Regions from separate parts of the Mus musculus genome. Here region 1 is linked to region 2. Evidence: chromatin contacts called from ENCODE Hi-C or POLR2A ChIA-PET data. All regions are on one chromosome and are shown on one strand. Each heading gives the region's core, a stretch centred on a gene start or an enhancer-like site at or near the end of the contact. The rest is flanking DNA. Distances are from core to core; before and after follow the strand shown.

What was found. Hi-C counts contacts between places; a loop is a spot of excess contacts on that map. ChIA-PET counts read pairs that join two places held with the same protein, here RNA polymerase II (POLR2A).
Region 1: a map of left cerebral cortex shows a loop between it and region 2 (6-fold over the local background). The contact joins the promoter of Sos1 here to the promoter of Morn2 in region 2. A Hi-C loop is called at or near these places in 2 of 37 maps with a recorded cell type or tissue (both left cerebral cortex). POLR2A ChIA-PET finds 5 or more read pairs at or near these places in 3 of 5 experiments (Patski and embryonic stem cell).

The regions. Positions count from the first base shown.
Region 1 is chr17:80,478,520-80,481,714 of GRCm38, reverse strand. Sos1 (SOS Ras/Rac guanine nucleotide exchange factor 1) reads left to right here and starts at 1,262. Exons shown (of 22, transcript NM_009231.2): 1 at 1,262-1,878. The coding sequence starts at 1,792.
Region 2 is chr17:80,288,900-80,291,900 of GRCm38, reverse strand. Morn2 (MORN repeat containing 2) reads right to left here and starts at 1,689. Exons shown (of 5, transcript NM_194269.2): 1 at 1,564-1,689. It overlaps Dhx57 (DEAH (Asp-Glu-Ala-Asp/His) box polypeptide 57), which reads left to right and starts at 1,425. Exons shown (of 24, transcript NM_001163759.1): 1 at 1,425-1,845.

The DNA of each region.
Region 1 (3,195 bases), core at 13-2,512, 190 kb before region 2:
CTGCCTTTCTCTTTAAAAAATTATATTTATCTTGTGTGTGGTGCACCTGCCATTGGCCATGTGTAGAGATCAGACGAACTTCTGGGAGTCAGTTTTTCTGCTCCCAGCGTTTGGGTATCTAAGACAGAACTTGGGTTCCCAGTCTTGGCTGCACCTGCTCTTTCCTGGCTGAGCCCTCCCACCAGCAGGTCTGCTGTTGTCTTACTACTCTGATGGTTAATGGATGGACTTCAAACTATTACTGAACACGTTCAAAATGAGGGGGACTTCTTTTTTTTTAAGATGCAAATCTGTACATGTATTATAAAAGGAAAGGCTTGTAGATTTCATTCAGATCCTAAGAGGTAGTCTAAAAGATGGTGGTTTCAAACATTTTTCATCTGTGAGATCTTGTTTATTGTACTACAAAACAGCATGGTTCTTCCAACTGTCTTCTCATCTATGAAATGAAAACTGAAAACTAAGACGTTTTACTAAGAAAGCGTTCAATGATAGAGCACATGTGCCACAGCGTTGCACAGTGCCACTACAGGAAGCAAGTCCATCCTTAGGATGGACGGACAATTCATAGATACTGCTTTTATAGCATTCTGTGATTTTCATATCTCTATCCTGGGTCCTGTACCAAGGCGAGGTGAGGGCTGGGGGGAAATCCCTCCCTTCCAGAAGCTAATTATCCAGTTGAAGCTATGAAAGATCCCAAGCAGGATGGACTAAATCCATAAATAAAAGCTTGTGGGTTTGAATAGACACATGATCAATAAATACTACACGTATGCGTTACGTCCTCATGGCATGGAAAGGCAGATGGAAACAGGCAATCTCTCCTCCCACTAGACAAACACTGAGCAGTCGGGCCTTTTGTTTTTTTTTTTTTTTTGTTTTGTTTTGTTTTGTTTTTGTGAGAGGGATCTATCTTTTGTGCAATCTGTTTAGTATACAGTGCATGCTCGGGGCACTCCTTATCTTCGTGCTGGGAACAAAGTACACACACCCCTTTTCTGAAACACAGGGCCTAGGATCTCCTAGAGCTGGATGGGCTCCCGGGCTGTGGGACCACACAAAAGGGGCGCTTCGCCTGCTCGCAGGCCCCCACACCCAGGTTCTCGGGTCGCGGGTTCGCCTTCAGGGTCCTTCAGCCCCGCCTCTGCGAGTGCCCTCCCCAGCCTCTGGCGCGCACCCCTCCTCATCCGCGGGCAGCCGGAAAACCCGGAGCGAACCGGCCCGGGCCAGCGGCGCATGCTCAGTTGCGAGCAGGTTCAGTTTGCTAGTAGGAAGCTCCGGCGCTACACCGGCGGCGGCAGCGGCAGCGGTAGCAGCAGCGGCGGCGACGGCCAAGCGGCCGGATTCCCCGGCAGCGACCTCGGGCCCTCCCCGTTCCCCACCGACCCCTGCTCCCGCTTCGTCCCGTTCTGGGCCTCTCGCTTGAGTTCCCCGCTGGCGAGCGGGCGCCACCGGCCGGAGCGTCCATCCACGCGCCGTCTCTCGGCGGGCCAGGCCGTGCCGGGGAGCGCAGCCCCGGCGGAGGGCGGCCCGGGGCGGAGCGGGGGGCCTGCCCCGGGGCGGTGGTGCGGGATGCCGCCGCCGCCGCCGCCGGGTTGCGTTGGCTCTCGGCGAGCGGCGCGCGTGTCGGGTGGGTGTCCGGCCGCGGGCCTCGCCCCCCAGACTCCTCGCCAGCGCTAGCCGGGCCGCGCGGCGCCCCGAGGGGGCCGGGCCGTGCACGGGCTGTGGCCCTTCTCCGCGCCGCGAGCCGCCGCCCCTCCGCCCGCCCCGAGGCGCCCCGCGGGCACCATGCAGGCGCAGCAGCTGCCTTACGAGTTTTTCAGCGAGGAGAACGCGCCCAAGTGGCGGGGGCTGCTGGTGCCTGCGCTGAAAAAGGTAGGGGCGCGGAACCCGCTTCCCGGCCGCAGTCCGCGCGGGGCTGGGCGAGGGTGGGGAGGCGGGGCGCCACTGTCGTCTTTCTTCCCGGTCTCGGATCTCGGGGAGGTCTGCTCGGGCTGCGAGGTTCCCCGCGTCCGCTGCTCCAGCTGTTGACACTCGCCCGGGGTGCGTGGGAAGGCCGCACACAGTCGGGGAGGGTTGGTCTGGATCATCCAAGCGCGGAGGCGGGGGTTGGAGGAGCCTCGGTTTTCCGTGGAGGTCAACGAAGGCCATTGCCTACCTTCTCGATCTTCCGAACTGCGGTCAACCTCTCGTTTTAGGAGTCCGGTACTCTCACTGGCTCGAAAGTGCCTTGGCCACAGTGCTTGCCTAAGTAATTGCGAGGTTGCCTGCCAGCAAGAACATGGCCTGCTCGGCTGTGCTCGTCCTCAGTCATAACTCCCCGTTTTCTTGACCCCCTCCCCCATTACAGCGGTGATGCACATGCCACTGTATTCAGATTGGTTCTTTTGAAGTGTCTGAGAATCTTTGAACGTCATTTGGTTTGGTGTTTTGCATCTTTTTATTTGGAAATGTTGCTACATTTTAAAAGCTTCTAAAGCAACTGTCTGTCCTTTGGTTAGGCATTTTGGATTTTTGTTTGCCAGTGGTTAAAGTTATTCGTGAATGTTGCTACATTTTAACAGCTTCTACAGCAACACTTAGTGACATAGTAAATACTGTACTAAGACATCTGAAACAGGTGTGCTTGAATGGATTTTAAAACAACCAGATTGGTTTTTGTTTTCATTTGCCTTACCTGTAGAAATTGTTTTACAATTTAATCTCCCATTTCTTGTTGCTCAGATGATTTTCGTGCTATCTTTGCTAAAATGCAGTTTTGTTACTACTGAGTACCTGGCGTTTACTGTGCCATTATGCAGAGCCTTTCTATTTTACCAGAAAGTCTTGAAAGGTATTTCATACTCCCAGAGGCCAGTACCTTTCAGTTTCTCGTCTGCCCTGTTCTCCCCTTCCCCTCTTGGTATGTTATGTGGAAACTGTTGGCTTTGTTGGAAGACTTTGCTTTTATCTTTCAGACTTAGGTTCCTGCGCTTTATCCTCAAGTGTCTCCCTACTTACAAACCTCTGTATGTTTTCTAAGAAAATCAAAGAGACCACCTTGTTGTGCATCCTTAATGACTCCATGAGACTTCAGTCCATTTCTACATTGGCTTTACCTGCACAATTGCCTGCTTAGCTTGGAGAATTGGAGAAGAATGCCTCATGATGCTAGAAGTTTGGTATTTTGACAGGACAGGATGAAGACAAAAA
Region 2 (3,001 bases), core at 440-2,939:
GTAGATGGCCCCTCTGCAAAGTCTGTCTGACTTCTTCTCATCCTTAAACTCCTCTGGTTCCAGGACTAGGGGTCTTAGTAAAGCAATGCTTATGTGTAGTTAGTCACCTACACTAAAATAGGGACCATAGATCGATGAAATGTCCTCCCACCACCTGACTCGGTATTGAGTACAAACAGAAAATGCTTATCTAGGGAATGAATGGCTCTTGAGACAGAATCATTAAACGCCTACTAAGCAGGACACTACTAAACACAACTGATCATACAGGAAATGAAGCAGTCCTCAACCGCTCTTCAGATTTCCACGTTTGATGAGCATAGTCTTGTACGGCTTTATCTCGGGGAAATGTTTCCCCTTTTTGGTTTTCAGGGTTTTTTTTTTTTTGGTTTTGTTTGTTTGTTTGTTGTTTCGTGAGAGTGTAATACTTTGAACACTACTGAAAGGAATTCCTATCTAAAAGAGTGCACTTCTTTTACAGAGCTATGTCACACCAGCATTTGGCCCTCTGCTGAAAAAAGTAAAAAGAAGTCTCAAATGCCTTTTTCGCCCTCTAGTGTTACAAATGTGGGGGCAGCACTGTATCATGTGAGTGTAAAATATCTCCTACCTGCTGCATGATATGAATTGGTAGCTTTATCAAAGATGGTTCCAATATTACTCAGGATGTCTTCTTTACAGATGATTTAAAAGCTAATTATATGTCTATAATATACATACATATATATAATATACATATAATTATATATGTACAATACACACACATGTATGTATATGTGTATACTTATATACATATATATATTGTGCTGGTACCCTAATGGTCACAGACCTGTGCTGTTTCTAGTTGTTTGGTGGTGTTTTTCTGTTTGTTTGTTTTTAAGGCGAGGCTAGACGTCTACAATTTTGTTCAGATGACTACAGGACCTGAAAAAGCTGTTGTTATTACTGATGCATAACATACTATTATTGCTCTTTATACATATACATAGATATATATACATATATAAAAATATATACACATATATAAATATATACACATATAAACATATACCTATATTTAAAATAATATTAATATATTATATGTTAATATATATTATATAATATATTAAATATGTATATATATTAAACACACGTTTAATTTTTGAAAACTGTACTTGTGTTTTCAACCATGTTGAGTTGTCATTGTACCAAAATCAGCAGCCATATTAGTCTAGAAACATCAAGCTAATTTCTTTTCCATTTGTACAGGCTTACTTCACTGTATTACATAGGTAAAACCTTATCTGTGTGAGTTCGATTACAGAAACTAATATTCTCTAAATAAGGGGGTGACGTTTCCACATTCAAATTTCTGGATTATGTGAGTTAGCAGGAACCTCTGCCATTGATCTGGCACCGTAAAGGAAACAAATCCGGAGTGATAGGCACAGCGAACCCACAGACTCGGGGGCCCACGCTGTATCTCCGGATCCCCCGACGCCGGGCTGTCGGTGCCCCTCCACCCCAGAGTGGATGCTGCGGCTGGCTCCGGGTCCATCAGCTCCCGAGAGGAAGCGCACTCACTTGATGGAGACGTGAAGGACAGGCTTTCGCGACTCTGCGATTCCCCTAGGCTCGCCAGCTCGGCAGGCTGGAGGGAGCTGGGCTCTAGGACAGAGCGGGCCTCGGTTGCTGGGGCGACCGGGCGACCTCTCACCCGGAAGCAAAAGTGCAAGAAGCCAATCAGAAGACACCTGGGCGGGGCGGCTGCTGCGGGTGAGGTCCAAGAGGGAAGCTGAACCCAGCCCGGACCCCGACCCTGGGTGCCGCCTCCTGAGCTCCGCAGCCAGCAACGCTACGAGCCAGGTACGGCCTGACGTGGCATGTGCGGGGCCGCGCGGGTTCGGGGTTGCCAGGCCCGCCTGCCGCCTCCCCTCTCTAGTGATCACATCCGAGGACCATGCAGCCCCTATGGTCCTGCCTGTCAGCCCAGGGGCAGTGAACCTGGACCTGCAGAATCCTGGGGAACCCCGGGATCTGCAGTCGAGGTCGTCCACACCCACGGCTCCGAGCAAGGTTGAAAAGGAGGGGCGCCAGCCCCATTTCCTGTCTGTGGCTCGGTGGCGACCCGAGGGGCTGTTTGGGGAAAGGGTTGGAGAAGATGGATGTTGAAGAAAGGAACCTTGCATGACTAGGTATCTGAATGGAGCTGGGGGAATGTATAGTGGTCAGAGGTTTGCCTGGGAGGCAAGCGGTGTGGGTTCAGTTTTCATCACCTCAGCTTGACGATGCTGTACGTGGGAGCCAAACTTGGGTGTGAAACAAAGGATCCTTTTAGAGCCAAACTTGGATCCAGTGTCTATGGTAAAGAAAGATGAAATCTTAGCAGGCTACATAGATAGTGGGATTCCTCCCTGCGGACTAGATAACCTAATTTGTATTCTACAGAAAACGTCTGGGGAATGTGATATCGGATGCCGCTATAATCGGTAAATCTTGGTTCAGATTTTTGCGTGAAAATTACAGCTCAAGTTGAAAATGTAACCTTTTCTGGGTTGGTGTGAGGCAACTTGTTTTAAGTCAGTACAGAATCTTCTTGCCTTTTTTTTTTCCTCAGCCATTTCTCAATGTATGAATTGACCCCAGCTGGGTGGTTTGGGTGGTAAGATGTTTGATGTTTTCCTTTCTTCCTACGTAAAAAAAACAAAAAGACAAAAACCCGATATGCAGCTGGGCGTGGTAGTGCACGCCTTTGGAAACAGAGGCAGATGGATCTCTGTAAGTTTGAAGCCAACCTGGTCTACAAAGCGAGTTCCAGGGCAGCCAGTGCTATTTACACAGAGAAACCCTGTCTGGAAAGACATAAAGGTGGGGGGAGGGGGGTGGGAGAATGCGATTATTGAAAATTCAGTTTGTGCCATTCCTTCAGTCACATGTTAATCATTTCATGTCATTATGGTTTTGTGAGTGTATGTATATACTGCTGTCCTTTGGAGAGCTCGTGGTTGGGGCTCAGGATGTC